Linked DNA regions of Homo sapiens: region 2 is linked to region 1. Evidence: chromatin loops called from intact Hi-C (ENCODE). Cell type or tissue: right lobe of liver. All regions are shown on one strand.

Region 1 (8,000 bases):
GAATCACTAGGTTCAAGCTTTAATTTCCATGTCAGAGTTATTCACTTTGTTTTTGAAAGTAAGTGTTTGAAAATTCCAGTGAAATTACTCAAACACAGTGTTTATATAAGGGAAGGAAATTTTAAGATGCTTACTTTTTTTTTTTTTTTGAGATGGAGTCTTGCTCTGTTGACTGGGCTGAAGTGCAATGGCATGATCTCAGCTCACTGCAACCTAAGTTTCCTGGGTTCAAGCAATTGTTGTGCCTCAGCCTCTTAAGTAGCTGGGATTACAGGTGCTTGCCACCATATCCAGCTAATTTTTGTATTTTTAGTAGAGACTCAGTTTCACCATGTTGACCAGGCTGGTCTACAACTCCTGAACTCATGATCCACTCGCCTCAGCCTCTCAGAGTGCTGAGATTACAGGCGTGAGCCTCCGGGGATCCGACGCACAATCCCGGTTGGCTTACCCTTAAACTTTTTCCAAATAGGGTAAACTCGTGATTTTGCGAGAAAAGGAGAAGGGGAAAGAAGAAGGGATAGGGTTGATTTACAGCTTTTACAACTTATGACCAGGAAGTTGTCTTTGAAGAGGAACTTCGTTGTCCCAACAACTCCTTACCTCAAGTGATCCACCCACCTTGGCCTCCCAAAATGCTGGGATTACAGGCGTAAGCCACCTAGGCTCGCCCCATAAATTTTTAATAGGAGAAAAGAGAAACTGTCAACCCCATGGTCCAAAGCTCTTCCCATTCATGGACCCGCACCCCGAGTCAGGATTCTCCCCTGACCACCCTCCCGTGGTCCCTGCACAATCTGGGAGAGACGCCACACTGCAGGCGCAGAGCTGCCCAGACAGGGCTCCAGGCCAGGGCACAGTCGCTGCACAGGGAAGAGGCAGGACACCCAGGTGTGGGGAAAAGGAAGAGAGATCAGATCGTTACTGTGACTATGTAGAAAAAGGAAGACAAAATAAACTCCATTTTGATCTCTAGTAAGAAAAATTGTTCTGCCTTGAGATGCTGTTAATCTGTAACTTTCGTCCCTACCCTGTGCTCACAAAAACATGTGCTGTGTAGACTCAAGGTTTAATGGATCTAGGGCTGTGCAGGATGTGCTTTGTTAAAAATGTGATTGCACGCAGAATGCTTGGTGAAAGTCATCGCCATTCTCCATTCTCTATTAACCAGAGACACAATGCACTGCGGAAGGCCGCAGGGACCCCTGCCCAAGAAAGCCTGGGTATTACACAGGTTTCCACTGACTGAGATAGCCTGAGATATGGCCTCATGGGAAGGGAAAGACCTTACAGCCCCCAAGCCCAACACCAGTAAAGGGTCTGTGCTGAGGAGGATTAGTGAAGAGGAAGGCCTCTATGCGGTTAAGAGGAAGGCATCTGTCTCCTGCATGCCTCTGGGAATGGAATGACTTGGTGTAAAACCGACCATACATTCTATTCTGAGACAGAAGAAAACTGCCATATGGCTGGAGGCGAGACATGGTGGCGGCAATACTGCTCTGCTACTTTTTACCACAATGAGATGTTTATGTAAAGTTAAACATAAATCTAGCCTACGTGCACATCCAGGCACAGCACCTTCCCTTAAACTTATATATGACACAGAGTCTTTCGCTTACGTTTTTCTGCTGACCCTCTCCCCACATTCACCCTATAGTTATGCCACATTCCCCTCGCCGAGATAGTAAAGATAGTGATCAATAAATACTGAGGGAACTCAGAGACCAGCGCGGGCGCAGGTCCTCACTTGCTGAGCGCCATCCACTGGGCCCACTTTTCTTCCTCTGTACTTTGTCTCCATGTCTTATTTCTTTTCTCAGTCTCTCATCTCCACCTTGCGAGAAATACCCATGGGTGTAGAGGGGCAGGCCCCCTTCACCCGGGATTCTGGCTGTCAGCACAGCTGCCGTCTTATGGCTGAAGGGGACTGAGGCCAAGCTGGGCAAGGAGAACTCGGGCGCAGATTGTGGAGATTACTGTGGGGAGGCCTGAGTCCCGCCACAGCCACATCACCCCGGTTCCAACTAGCCCCTCCCTCACTCTCAGGATGTCGGACTGGCACTGTCACTGTTTCTAGGCTTCCAGGGGGTCCTGGAGTCTTAGCTGTGGATCTCCCAAAACCTGCAGGTCAGAGGGACACAGAGCCTGGGCCTCTAGGAGCAGACGACACAGAGTAGTGAAGACCAGACCTGGAGCTCCCGCTGCAGCGAGAGACAAAGGCCCCACCAAACCCAGAAGTCGTCCTGTTCGCTTCAGCTTCATGCCTGATTTGAGGATTTCCTGCCCAGCGTCCCTGACTGGATAATGCTTAAGGCTCCGCCCCTTCAGGCCCTGAGTGACAGAAGATGTCATCAGATGCTGGGCTGAGTGAAGAAAGACTGACAACCTAAGCTGCAGCCTTTTCAGGCAGGGTTTCCTCCCTGAGCTGAGCCAAGCCCACCCCAGAGCTTGGGGAAATTCTCTCTCTTCTTTACTCTCTCTTTTTGAATTTATTCAAAAGGTGAACAGAAGTATTTTGCTTTCATATTAATAATACATAAAATTTTTGTTCAAGAGAAAATCAACTTTTACTTTGGTAGTAGTGTATTTTGAATACTAAAGCTAATTTTAATAAACCTTATAAATAAATCAAATTTGTCATTTTTGACCTCTCAAGATTTACATATATATTTTGTAATCTCTTGTAATTTTTTAAATTTTTTCTATTTTGTTTTTACCTATATTCTTTTTATTATTTCAATTCAAAACAACCTTTAAGTAATTTCAAACTGTTATAGGAGATAGAAAGAAGTCATTTAGGGCCAGCCACGGTGACTCACGCCTGTAATCCCAACACTTTGGGAGGCCAAGGTGGACAGATCACTTGAGGTCAGGAGTTTGAGACGAGCCTGGCCAACATGGTGAAACCCCATCTCTACCAAAAATACAAAAAATTACCCAGGCGTGGTGGTGCACACCTGTAGTCCCAGCTACTCTGGAGGATGAGGCAGGAGAATCAATTGAACCCAGGAGGCAGAGGTTGTGTAATGGCCCAAGGAGTTCACCTTGCCCTTTGCCTAGACAGAGCCAATTAATCAAGATGGGGGAATTTGTGGAGGAAAAGTTAAATATTAAATTTGAACTTAATTGAACATGGACACAAACAATAGTCAACAAGTCATGGAACAGGTTGTGTGAGCCCCTTGAGGCATTCATCCAGCGCTGTTTTGGAGAAATCTCTATTTTAATCTATTCCTATACATTAGTTATTGAAAAACAATAGACAATCGCAAAAAAAGTTGATCTTCTTGTGTTTCTTGAGCCCAGTCGTGAAGGGCCCTCGTGACTGGGCCTCATGCCAAACAACTCGTTACAAAAAGAGCTAGGATCCCAGACTGCACCGAAGTTTTGTGAGACCTCTCCTTGTCTGTGCACGGATGGCTGGATGACTCTGGAGCCCAAGCTGTTGCTTCCCAGTCTGGTGGTGAACCCTCCATAGTCCGATGAGTGTGGTGTCCAACTCTGGAGCCCAGCCTGTTGCTTCCTGGTCTGGTGGTGAGTCTCCATAGTCTGGTGTGGAGGCAAATTTGAATATTAAATTTGAACTAATTGAATGTGGACACAAACAATGGTCACCAAGTCCTGGCACAGGTTGTGTGAGCCCATTCAGGGGTTCATCCAGTGCTGTTTAGGAGAAATCTCTATTTCAATCTATTCCTATACATTCGTTATTGAGAAACAATAGACAATCACAAAAACAAGTTGACCTTTTTGTGTTCCTTGAGCCCAGTCGTGAAGGGCCCTCATGACTAAGCCCCATGCCAAAAAACTTGTTACAAAAGAGCTAGGGTCCCAGACTGCACTGAAGATTCATGAGAGCTCTCCTCTTCTGTGCACAGATGAGTGGCCGACTCTGGAGCCCAGGTTGTTTCTTCCCAGTCTGGTGGTGAATCCTCCATAGCCTGGTGAGTGTAAATATATATATATCTCTTTTCCATTCTCCTCTTCCCATCACAATTTGCTTATTATATCAATCTGCTTATTATATTGATTTGCCTATTATATCATTTGCCCATTATATCATTTGTTTATTATATCTGTGTAGGGTCCAGCCCCATAGGGTTGGTGGGTTTTTCTCCCTGTGTGCAGAGATGAGAGAGTGTAGAAATAAAGACACAAGACGAAGAGATAAAAGAAAAGACAGCTGGGCCCGGGGGACAACTACTACCAAGATGCAGAGACCGGTAGTGGCCCCGAATGCCAGGCTGCACTGATATTTATTGGATACAAGACAAAGGGGCAGGGTAAGGAGTGTGAGCCATCTCCAATGATAGGTAAGGTCATAAGAATCACGTGTCCTTTGGACAGGGGGCGCTTTCCTGCCTGGCAGCCAAGGCAGAGAGAGAGAGGTGAGAGAGAGACAGCTTATGCCATTATTTCTGCTTATCAGAGACTTTTAGTACTTTCACTAATTTGCTACTGTTATCTAAAAGGCAGAGCCAGGTGTACAGGATGGAACCTGAAAGCAGACTAGGAGCGTGACCACTGAAGCACAGCATCACAGGGAGACGGTTAGGCCTCCAGACAACTGCAGGCAGGCCTGACTGATGTCAGGCCCTCCACAAGAGGTGGAGGAGTAGAGTCTTCTCTAAACTCCCGCAGGGAAAGGGAGACTCCCTTTCCCAGTCTGCTAAGTAGCAGGTGTTTTTCCTTGACACTGACTTTACCGCTAGACCATGGTCCGCTCGGCAACGGGCATCTTCCCAGATGCTGGCGTTACCCGCTAGACCAAGGAGCCCTCTGGTGGCCTTGTCTGGGCATAACAGAAGGCTCACACTTGTCTTCTGGTCACTTCTCACTATGTCCCCTCAGCTCCTATCTCTGTATGGCCTGGTTTTTCCTAGGTTATGATTGTAGAGTGAGGATTACTATAATATTGGAATAAAGAATAATTGCTATAAACTAATGATTAATGATATTCATATATAATCATATCTAAGATCTATATCTAGTATAACTATTCTTATTTTATATATTTTATTATACTGGAACAGCTCGTGCCATCAGTCTCTTGCCTTGGCACCTGGGTGGCTTGCCACCCACATATCTGCATTGCCATTTATGTGGTATAAGGCTTGTTACCCTTAAAAGTATTGTGTGTATCTTTTCTTCTCCTCTTGCATGTTTCCCACCCAGAACATTTTTGGTGTCACAAACAGGATTTGAAAACAAAAGGTGCAGGTTTTGGCCAGAAGGACAGGGCTGGAGGCTTGGGGACTTCCCATATATCGGGATGGGAACTCCACCAGTTCTCCCCCATGGCAACCGAATGGTCAAGGGGAACTGGCCTTTGTGGGAATTGAGAATTAAATTAGTGCAATTTAAACCTTTGACTGTGCGGGAAGTGCTGCAGGAGATTCCAGTCAGCAAAGGAGATGCTGAGGGATCCCCTGGAGTCGATGGTGTTTGCTTACTGCTAATAAATTAATGTATCAAGAGAGGGGCTGGTTGCTACAAGATATTTTAAGTTGGAAAAGAAAAATGCTAGTGTGATTTCCAGACTGGCCCTGGCCCAATGCCAGGCCTATATCTTGACTGATCAGGCTCAAAGCTATCACCCTATTACTGAAAAAAGCAGCCGTCCGAATGGCTCGGTTAGGTTAAAACTGAAGAGCTAGTTTGCTGGGGCTTGGAGCAGGTAAAAACCCAGCTCCTACCTCCAGGATGGGAAATTAAACTTAGTAAAATTCAAGGACCTGCATAAACTGTAAAATTCCTTGGCATCCTATGGAATGCAGAGATATAGTCCATTTTACAAAAGGCTAAGGCTAAAATATTAGAATTTGCAAACCCTACTACTTAAAAGGAGGCCCAGACATTTATTGGCTGGTTTAGATTCTGGAGACATCATATTCCCCACTTGGGTAACATTTTACAACCTCTGCATGCAGCCACTAGAAAACGCTATGACTTTCACTGGGGAAAGAAGGAGAACATGGCTTCTGAACAAGCTAAATGAGTGGGTCAACTGGCCCTGGATCTATGGCCCATACAGGATGGGCCAGGAGAACTGCAAGTAACTGTCCTAGATCAAAATGCTAATTGGAGCCTTAGGCAGAAACAAGGTGGGAAGAGGGTACCTTTCAGGTTTTGGACCCAGAAACTGCCAGAGGCCGGAAAAGCTTATACCCCTTTCAAGAAGCAATTGTTAGCTTCTTATTGGGCTTTGCTGGAAACAGAACACCTCTGCTTCAACCATGATGTCTTTATGAGGCCCGAAACTCCTATTATGACTTGGCTCATGAGTTCCCCCAAAACCCACCAGATAGGGCATGCCCAAGAAGGAGCATCATAAAATGGACGTGGTACATACAAGACCAGGCTAAGCCAAAACCAAAGTGGGTATCACTTTTACATGAGGATGCACAAAACCTGCCAGCTCAGGAAATCATGGAGCAAGTCCTGCAGGTAGGGAAGGAAATCCCCTCACTCCCACCCAGTGGGGCAAATCCTTTGAAGAACTAAGCCCAGAGGATCAGAAACATGCTTGATTTACAGACGGATCCGCCAAATACATTGGTGGGACCTGATGCTGGAAGGCTGTGGCTTATAATCCTGTTAAAAACATAAAAATTTCTGATGAAGGAAGGGGTGGGAGCAGCGAGTTAGCTGAACTAGTAGCCATCCTTCAAGCTATTCAGGAGGAAGGCAGAGGGATTTCTCACTTGTATACCAAATCTTGGTCAGTACCAAATGGTCTTTCTACCTGGAAGCCCCAATGACAATGAAACAAATGGTTAATTCAGAATAAAGAGGTTTGGGGACAACAATACTTGGAAGATATCTCAATCCATTGCACACTGCCATTATCACTGTTTCACTGTTATCACTGTTTCAACAAGGTTTCACCATGTTGGCCAGGATGGTCTCGATCTCCTGATCTCGTGATCCGCCCACCTCAGCCTCCCAAAGTGCTGGGATTACAGGCGTCAGCCACCATGTGGGGGAAAGAAAGAGAGATCAGACTGTTACTGTGTCTATGTAGAAAAAGGAAGACATAAGAAACTCCATTTTGATCTGTACTAAGAAAAATTCTTCTGTCTTAAGATACTGTTAATCTGTAACCCCAGCCCCAACCCTGTGCCCGCAGAAACATGTGCTGTATTGACTCAAGATTTAATGTATTTAGGGCTGTACAGGATGTGCTTTGTTAAAAATGTCTTTGCAGACAGTATGCTTGGTAAAAGTCATCGCCATTCTCCAGTCTCCCGTACCCAGGGACACAATGCACTGCGGAAAGCCGCAGGGACCTCATGCCCAAGAAAGCCTGGGTATCGTCCAAGGTTTCCCCCCACTGAGACAGCCTGAGATATGGCCTCATGGGAAGGGAAAGACCTGACCATCCCCCAGCCCGACACCCATAAAGGGTCTGTGCTGAGGAGGATTAGTGAAAGAGGAAGGCCTCTTTGCAGTTGAGATAAGAGGAAGGTATCTGTCTCCTGCTCATCGCTGGGAATGGAATGTCTCGGTGTAAAACCTGATCATACATTCTATTTACTGAGATAGGAGAAAATCACCTTATGGCTGGAGGTGAGACATGCTGGCGACAATACTGCTCTTTACGACACTGAGATGTTTGTGTAAAGTCAAACATAAATCTGTCCTACGTGCACATCAAGGCACAGCACCTTTCCTTAAACTTATTTATGACACAAAGTCCTTTGCTCACATGTTTTCCTGCTGACCCTCTCCCCACCATTACCCTGTAGTCGTACCACATCCCCCTCACTGAGATGAAAGAGATAGTGATCAATAAATACTGAGGGAACTTAGAGACCAGTGCCGGGTGCGGGTCCTCCGTATGCTGAGCGCCGGTCCCCTGGGTCCACCTTTCTTCCTCTATACTTTGTCTCTGTGTCTTATTTCTTTTCTCAGTCTCTCATCTCCACCTTGTGAGAAACACCCACAGGTGTGGAGGGGCAGGCCCCCTTCACCACCATGTGCAGCCCTGTTTTCCATGT
Region 2 (8,000 bases), 420 kb before region 1:
GAGTCTGAGAGATACAGAAACAGCCAGAGACAGGTGGGGAGAGAGACATGAAGAGAGCCAGAGACATACAGAGAGACAGAGACACACAGAGAGACAGAGACACGGAGAGTCTGAGAGATACAGAGAGACACAGAGACAGCCAGAGAGAGACAGAGAGGCCCCAGGGCATCGTGGCTAAGGTTGGGCTCCCCTACTCCACAGCCTCCAGGAGGGGCTGAGGTCTGGAAACATGGGCGGGGGTGGGCCCGCGGTGAGAAAGGTGGAAGAATGTCTGCAACTCAGGCGGAGAATAAACAAACCGCACTCCGGGCGACGGGCAGTGGCTGGATGCACGTTTTTCCTGCACCGACCTGGCAGAGCCTGAGACCGGGCCTCTGCATCTCCAGCGGGGAAACTGAGGCCCCAAGAGGCCCAACCCCTCATCCAGAACAGCTCACCTCCTGTCCTATCCTGTTGCCTCCAGGCCCAAGCCCCATCCCTTCCCCTACTCCGGGCCTCAGTTTCCTCTCCAGGCAAGGAGGAATCTGGACTGTGCCTGTGCCTTTGCTGTGTCCCCTACCACCAGGCGTTCCCGTTGCCCGCTCTCTCCCGGAAGCAGAGGACGGTGCTGGTCGTGTGTGGCCCGGAGCAGAACGGGGCAGTGGGGCTGGTCTGTGCCCGGCACCTGCGGGTGTTTGTAAGTAGCAAGGACCCCTTCGACCTCCCAAAGTCCCTGCCCCTGCAGAAATCACTGCCTTCTTTTGATAGCTTCCCAGGGGGACATTGACGCAGGGCCAGGTTATAGAATATGCCCAGTGCTTGTCCCAGGCAGGGTCTGGTGCTGGTGACCAGGTCAGGGGAGTCTGACCCCCTCTTCTCCCACCCCCAGGAGTATGAACCCACCATCTTCTACCCCACACGCTCGCTGGACCTGCTGCATCGGGACCTGACCACCCAGTGCGAGAAGATGGACATCCCCTTCCTGAGCTACCTGCCCACTGAGGTCAGCGCTGGGTGGCAAGCAAGGGGGACATGGTGTGCAGTGGCCCTGGGCCACCCTGACCCTGCCTGCCTTCCCCAGGTGCAGCTCATTAACGAAGCCTATGGGCTGGTGGTGGATGCCGTACTGGGCCCCGGCGTGGAGCCGGGCGAGGTCGGGGGCCCCTGCACCCGCGCGCTGGCCACGCTCAAGCTGCTGTCCATCCCCCTCGTGAGCCTGGACATCCCCTCAGGCATGCCAGGCAGAGGGGGGCACATTGGGGCCTGGGGGGCTTGGGTGGAGGCCCCTGTGCCCCAGCTCCTGGTCGCCCCTGCCTGTCTGAACCTCAATCTCCCCAGCTTGGATGGACCCACACTTGGCTGAGGCTAAGGGTCACACCCATCCCTCTGATGGGGAAGATCGAGGCTGCCACCCCAGGTGACCCCAGGTCTCCTCTTTCCTCCACCCCAGTGCCCAGCCCACATGCCCTCTGCCCACCCCTGGCCCAGTTGCCTGGGCAGACGTGAGCTCACTCGGCAAAGGCCGCGCCCGCCCTGGCTGCCGCCCCATGCCTGTTGGAACCATTAGGCGACAGGCAGACGGAACAAACAGCCGCTGGCCAGCCGGACCCTCCGTGGGGGTGGCTGGACTCCGGGGGATGTCCCCTGGCTCTCGGGATCCCAGGGACATCCCAGCAGGTGCCACAGAGCAGGGGCACCAAGGGAGGCGGCGTGCTGTCTGATCTGAGTAGGGAGGCTGCAGGCTCAGCCTAGGACAGAGAGGGTGGCTCTGTCAGGTCAGAGGGGATGGTTAGGAACCTCTAGTCTGAGGGTGGTGGCTAGGGTCAGAGAAGGATTAAAGTCTGAGGGAGGATCCAGTGTCTTCTGGTGAGTGGCCCCAGAATCAAGTCAGAGATAGGAGAGAAGGCAAGGCTCCTAGGCTGAAAGTGGAGGCTCATTCAAGAGGTGACGGAGGCTGGGTGCAGGGGTCACACCTGTAATCCCAGCACTTTGGGAGGTCGAGGTGGGCGGGTCACCTGATGTCAGGAGTTCCAGACCAGCCTGGCCAACATGGCGAAACCCAGTCTCTACAAAATACAAACATTTGCTGGGTGTAGTGGTGCACGCCTGTAGTCCTAGTTACTTGGGAGGCTGAGGCAGGAGAATCGCTTGAACCCGGGAGGCAGAGGTTGCTGTGAGCTGAGATCGTGCCACTGCACTCCAGCCTGGGCAATAGAGAGAGACTGTATCTTAAAAACAAACAGGCTGGGCGCAATGGCTCACACCCATAATCCTAGCACTTTGGGAGGCCGAGGTGGGCAGATCACAAGGTCAGGAGTTCGAGACCAGCCTGGCCAATATGGTGAAACTCCATCTCTACTAAATATACAAAAATTAGCCAGGCATGGTGGCGTGTGCCTGTAGTCCCAGCTACTCGGGAGGCTGAGACAGGAGAATTGCTTGAACCCGTGTGGCAGAGGTTGCAGTGAGCCGAGATTGCACCATTGCACTCCAGCCTGGGTGACTGAAGACAGAGGCTGGGTCAGATGGAGGAGGGCGATTGAATAGTAGGATAGGAGCAGAAGCAGAAAGTCTGAGTGCAGAAGCTCTGGTCTGATTGGGAGGGAAACACCTCCAAGGACTGGGAGAGACTTGTCTGAGGGCGGAGGCAGAGTTCTAGGGGGCGACAAGTCTCACCAGGACCCATGTGCCAGAGAGAAAAGGCTGGGTCTGATGGGGGAGGGGAAGTGGGGGTGGGGCAGCAGGACTCTGGTCTGAGGGCAGAGGCTCAGTGTTGGAGGGGAGAGGAGAGGAGGCAGGGACAGGATGGACTCTAGGCTGAGGGCAGGCCACCCTCCCAGTTCCCAATCCCCCCGGACCCTCCTCCCTCAGGCTGGGACGCAGAGACCGGCAGCGATTCGGAGGACGGGCTGCGGCCTGACGTGCTGGTGTCTCTCGCGGCGCCCAAGCGCTGCGCTGGCCGCTTCTCCGGGCGCCACCACTTCGTGGCCGGCAGGTTCGTGCCCGATGACGTGCGCCGCAAGTTCGCTCTGCGCCTGCCGGGATACACGGGCACCGACTGCGTCGCGGCACTGTGACCGCCACCCGCGGCCACACCGCAGGGACCCTCGCCAATAAACAGCCCTCCCACCACCGCCGCCTCGCCTCCGCCTCCTTTGTGCACCGGGCCCGCTGCGGGGGTGGGCACACTCGAAGAGGGACTTCACACGGTCCCTGGGTGATCCAAGGCGGGGAGCATGAGAAGGGCGGTGGAGTGGGACTTCCCGCTGGCCTAGAAAACTTCAGCTAGGGCTGGGGGCGGTGGCTCCTGCCTGTAATCTCAGCACTTTGGGAGGCTGAGGCTGGAGGATCGCTTAAGGCCAGGAGTTTGGGACCAGCCTGGGCAACATAGCAAGATCCCGACTCTACAAATTAAAAGAAAAAGAAGAAAGAAAACTCGAGCCAGAAGAATGGAGGGTAGATTCAGGGTGGGACTCCCAGACTGTTTGGGGTGGCCTAAAGCCTATAGGATCGAAGTGAGACGCGAGACAGGACTTCCAGCCACCTAAAGCGGGTCCGAGCAGCTTGAGGCTGGATTCCAAGTGACACTTCCCTCAGGCAGCTTGGGATGCAGCTTGGAGGACTGAGTGGGCTCGGGGAGGGAGTTCCAGCAGGCCACGGGGAACCCAGGACAGCCTGAGGACGGAGGCACAGCCAGACGCACCAAGGGGGGCGACCCAGAGGGGTTGCTCGAGCGCCGTCACCCAGGGCCAGGGGGCGTGGCCTGAATGGGGCGTGGCCAGGGCGGGATCTGCGGTCGCATCCCGCCCCCACTCTCAGTCCCAGCGGCCGCCAGACCCGCCGGAGTTGGACCCGAGCACGCCGCGGAGCCCGGACCCTCCCTCGGACGCTCTGCCCCGGCCATGGCGTCGCTGCTGCCACTGCTCTGTCTCTGTGTCGTCGCTGCGCACCTGGCGGGGGCCCGAGGTGAGGCGCCTCCAGCCCCCGCGCCCAGCCCCTGAGGCTCCCGAGGGCCTGGCAGCCGGCCTTGGGTGAAGCCGCACTCGGGGAGAGAACCCAGGGACCCACGCGCTTCCCCGGGGACTGGGTCCCCTTCACCAGTCGGATCCCCGCGACCACCTGGGGCGCGGAGCGGGCCTCATCCATTCTCTTCCTTGGCTAAGCCGGGAGTGTGGATAAGAACCTAGGGTTCCTCCCGGGGTTTGGACTCTGAATCACCGGCCAGGTCTCCCACCCTGGACCGAAGGGGTCGGAACTGGCCCCTCCCACCTAACTCCCACACACGCACTCACTCCAACCGCTGGAGAAAGAAATGCCCATCCCTGGAACACTCAATGGGGCGGGGGACGGGCCCACTTCTCAAGTGAGGAGACTGAGGCACCCAGAAGGAAGGGGCTTGTCTGACCTCATCACTCTGCTGGGAGTATCTTGGACAGCTCCTATCTTGGAGAAGCCAGTCTAGATTCCAAGGACTTCCCGGCAGCTCGGACTGTAGTACAGGGATGGAAGACAGACTAAGGGAGGGGCTTCCAGCAGGCCAAGTGGATGAGGGGGAGCCCAGCCTGAGGGCAGAGGCACAGCCAGCTGAACTTGATTGATCTCGCGGCAGCTGAACATAGTGGGAGGGAGACTCTAGCCTAGGGGAACTGGGTGGTACTTGCACTTCCCCAGCCGGGGGGTTAGGGCTAGGTCAGAGAGAGGTACCTGGCTTTGGGGGCCTGGTGGTGGTCATGGGCAGCGCGCTGGAGGAGAGTGTATGGCAGCCCTTGGGGCTAGAGCTGGGTTCTGGCCTCTCAGAGCCTCAATTTTCCCTCCTGTTAAAATGGGGATCATGGGCCAAGCACGGTGGCTCACGCCTGTAATCCCAGCACTTTGGGAGGCCGAGGCGGGCGGACTACCTGAGGTCAGGAGTTTGAGACCAACCTGGCCAACATGGTGAAACCCCGTCTCTACTAAAAATATAAAAATTAGCTAGGCCTGGTGGAGCGTGCCTGTAATCCCAGCTACTCAGGAGGCTGAGGTGTGAGAATCACTTGAACCCAGGAGGCAGAGGCTGCAGTGAGCCGAGATCGTGCCACTGCACTCCAGCCTGGGTGACAGAGGGAGATTCCGTCTCAAAAAAAAAAAAAAAAAGGGGGGGGATGATCGTGGCTGCACCTTGCCTAAAAGGAGGCTCCCAGCGGTCCCCATCAGTAGCAGCGTGCTTCCTTCTCCCCACTCCTCACCCACAGACGCCACCCCCACCGAGGAGCCAATGGCGACTGCACTGGGCCTGGAAAGACGGTCCGTGTACACCGGCCAGCCCTCACCAGCCCTGGAGGACTGGGAAGGTGAGTTAGCCTGCCTCGGAGTCCCGTCTCTGCTGCGGGCTTGTTGGGGGTGGGGCTTGGGCTACTGGGGTCGTGTGAGGAGAGGGCACACACTAGACGAAGGGCCCGGCGCCGTCCTGGTCCCCGGACATGACAGCCCCTGGAGGTGATGCCCCAAGTTCAAGATCTAAGTGAGAGGCCGGTCAGACAGAGGCAAGAGCTCAGCGCACCGGGATGGACCAGGTCAGGCCCTGGGCGGCAGAACTGGGGTCGCGGGGAACCCAGTCTGCCCTGCACCTGTTTCAGGCCGCTGGCTCGGGTCGTGGGCGCGCTCGGCTAGCCGGTGCCCACCGGGGGAGGGGGCTGAGACAGCAAGTAAGGCCTTTGCACGCATGCATGGGGGCCTACAGGCCGCCGCCCTGGTCCCAGCGCGTGCGGTGCCCGCAGAGGCCAGCGAGTGGACGTCCTGGTTCAACGTGGACCACCCCGGAGGCGACGGCGACTTCGAGAGCCTGGCTGCCATCCGCTTCTACTACGGGCCAGCGCGCGTGTGCCCGCGACCGCTGGCGCTGGAAGCGCGCACCACGGACTGGGCCCTGCCGTCCGCCGTCGGCGAGCGCGTGCACTTGAACCCCACGCGCGGCTTCTGGTGCCTCAACCGCGAGCAACCGCGTGGCCGCCGCTGCTCCAACTACCACGTGCGCTTCCGCTGCCCACTAGGTGAGGGCGGGGCTGGATGACGGGGGCGGGGCTTTGAATGGGCGGGGCTGGCGAACGCCGGGAAGAGTCGTGGTGGGTGGGGCTGGGAGGGGCAGGACCGTGTGGGTGTGGGCGTGGCTGGGAAGAGCCGGGGGACCCTTAGGCGTAGGACGACGTCAGGGGGCGGGGCCAGGCAGGGCGGGGCTTTTGAAGAGAGGCGCTGGGAACAGCGCGGGGCCCAAGTGCACCGTCAGGAGGCCCAGCGGGTCAGGACCCATGTCCGGCCCCCTGGAACGCATCTCCCTCCCGCTGCCCTCATTTGAGCATCTGTAAGAGCTCAGTTCTGTGGAGTGTCTTGAGCCCAAATGCGTGCAGGATGCAGGGAGAAAAGCAGGACTGATCCCCGGGACCTTATGCGGGGGTGGGGAGGTGGGTCGGTACCTAAACTATGTCTTCGACAGGCGCGCCTAGGGGAGCATGGGTGGGGGCGATGGCAGATCTGCTCTCTGGAGTGTCCGCCCTTGGATGCACATATGTGAGGGGGTTGGGGAAGAAGGGTCCTTTAGTCCCAGGTTACCCGGAGGCGCAGTTCCTGGGGAGGGCGGCCACCTGATCTCCGTCCCTGCCTTCCGCAGAAGCCTCGTGGGGCGCGTGGGGCCCGTGGGGTCCCTGCTCGGGGAGCTGTGGGCCAGGCCGTCGCTTGCGCCGCCGCCACTGCCCAAGCCCCGCTGGGGATGCGTGTCCCGGGCGTCCTCTGGAGGCGCAGAAGTGCGTGCGGCCTCGGTGTCCAGGTAGGAGGGGCGGGGTCTGGAGGCTGGGACCTGTACAGAGGGGAGGAAGGGGAGGTTAGGGGCTGAGCCTGGGAGAGAGGGTGGAGTTAGAGGCGGTGCCTGGATGTAGAGAGGCAGTGCTTCTCCTGAGCGATGCCTAGAGGGGAGGAGCTAGTTGGGGGCGGGGCCTCGTGGACGGGGCTGTGAAGGGCGGGGCCTGGTGCGGGGGCGGAGCCTGGAGGACCCAAACTCTGGAGCCAGGTGGAGACCAGCCCTTCCTTCCCTCCTGGGCCCAAGGAGCACTGGTAACTATGCACATCTGGACAGGTGGATGCCAGGGGGCTCTTGTGCAGGCAGACATGGGCAGATAGGAGGGGGTGCTTCCCCTGTGTGCATTCCAGACTGTACAGATGTCTTCGTGGGGAAACAGAATTCAGTTCATGCACTCAGGGTGCACACGTGCATGGCATTTGCAGCCCCCACCCCGGTCCCCCACGCCCACACAGACACCCGCTCACAGCCTGGCAGACATGATGCCTAGGCCCTCCCAGGGCCAGACACCGGGCAAGCCAGGAGGAGACTGGAAATTCCGCTAGCGCCTGGGCTCCACAAACACGGCCTGGAGGCTGCTCCGGGGAGCCCGTCACAGGGTGGGGGCACATGGTGGCCAATGGGGCGTTGGGGTCCCCACCCCATCGCGCCTGGCTCTGCTCTCCCGGTGCCTGTGCCCTGAAGTTTCCAGTGGAATTTTCCATTTTATGGAGAAACCGCAGGATTGGGAAGGGGGGCAGTTGTTCTCAGCCCAAGATCCAGCCCCTTACTGGGCCCCCAGCCCCTGTCCAGACATTTTCTCTTCTGCTGGAAAGGGCAGTGCCATATTTTGAGACTTACCTCTCCTGTCCCCTCCTATAGGACCTCTTCCCTACGTCTCTGGATCCCAGTTCCTATGCCCTGGCCCAGTCCTGACCACTTAGCCCATCTCCCCTTCACACTAGGGACTGCTCCAAGCAGGGCCATGCTGAGGCCTCTGAGAGGCACCTTATGGGGGGGCCCCAGGCATATTTGTTGAGTGACTGATTGAATGGAAAGCCCTCCTCAGGAGGGAGTGTGAAGGTTTCTCTGTCCTGCTTCCTCTCCATATCCCCCCAGGGTGCAGCCTTGACACCTGTGAATGCCCGGACCACATCCTCCTGGGCTCGGTGGTCACCCCATCTGGGCAACCACTGCTAGGAGCCAGGGTCTC

Evidence for each region. Hi-C counts contacts between places; a loop is a spot of excess contacts. Peaks named below come from ENCODE experiments on the same cell type or tissue, not always from the same donor. Only the 100,000 strongest peaks of a DNase experiment are listed, where the experiment ranks them.
Region 2: it touches region 1 in a loop (6-fold over the local background); 70 of 110 quality-filtered maps call a loop at or near these places.

The regions. Positions count from the first base shown.
Region 1 is chr19:19,954,611-19,962,610 of GRCh38, forward strand. It overlaps the pseudogene BNIP3P12. Among named protein-coding and RNA genes, the nearest start is that of ZNF93, 58 kb to the left of the region's middle. RefSeq lists a silencer at 4,590-4,884. In right lobe of liver, a CTCF peak has its summit at 4,779 (motif pointing left); a DNase peak (open chromatin) is centred at 4,761.
Region 2 is chr19:19,534,469-19,542,468 of GRCh38, forward strand. It overlaps YJEFN3 (YjeF N-terminal domain containing 3), which reads left to right. Exons shown (of 7, transcript NM_198537.4): 4 at 566-676; 5 at 869-982; 6 at 1,061-1,211; 7 at 2,851-3,113. The coding sequence ends at 3,056. It overlaps CILP2 (cartilage intermediate layer protein 2), which reads left to right and starts at 3,797. Exons shown (of 8, transcript NM_153221.2): 1 at 3,797-3,945; 2 at 5,211-5,309; 3 at 5,736-6,008; 4 at 6,623-6,778; 5 at 7,907-8,000. The coding sequence starts at 3,882. RefSeq lists silencers at 3,673-4,042, 6,611-6,880 and enhancers at 5,135-5,797, 6,712-7,006. In right lobe of liver, no CTCF peak of the experiment used is centred here; no DNase peak of the experiment used is centred here; H3K4me3 peaks cover 2,032 bases; H3K27me3 peaks cover 1,773 bases.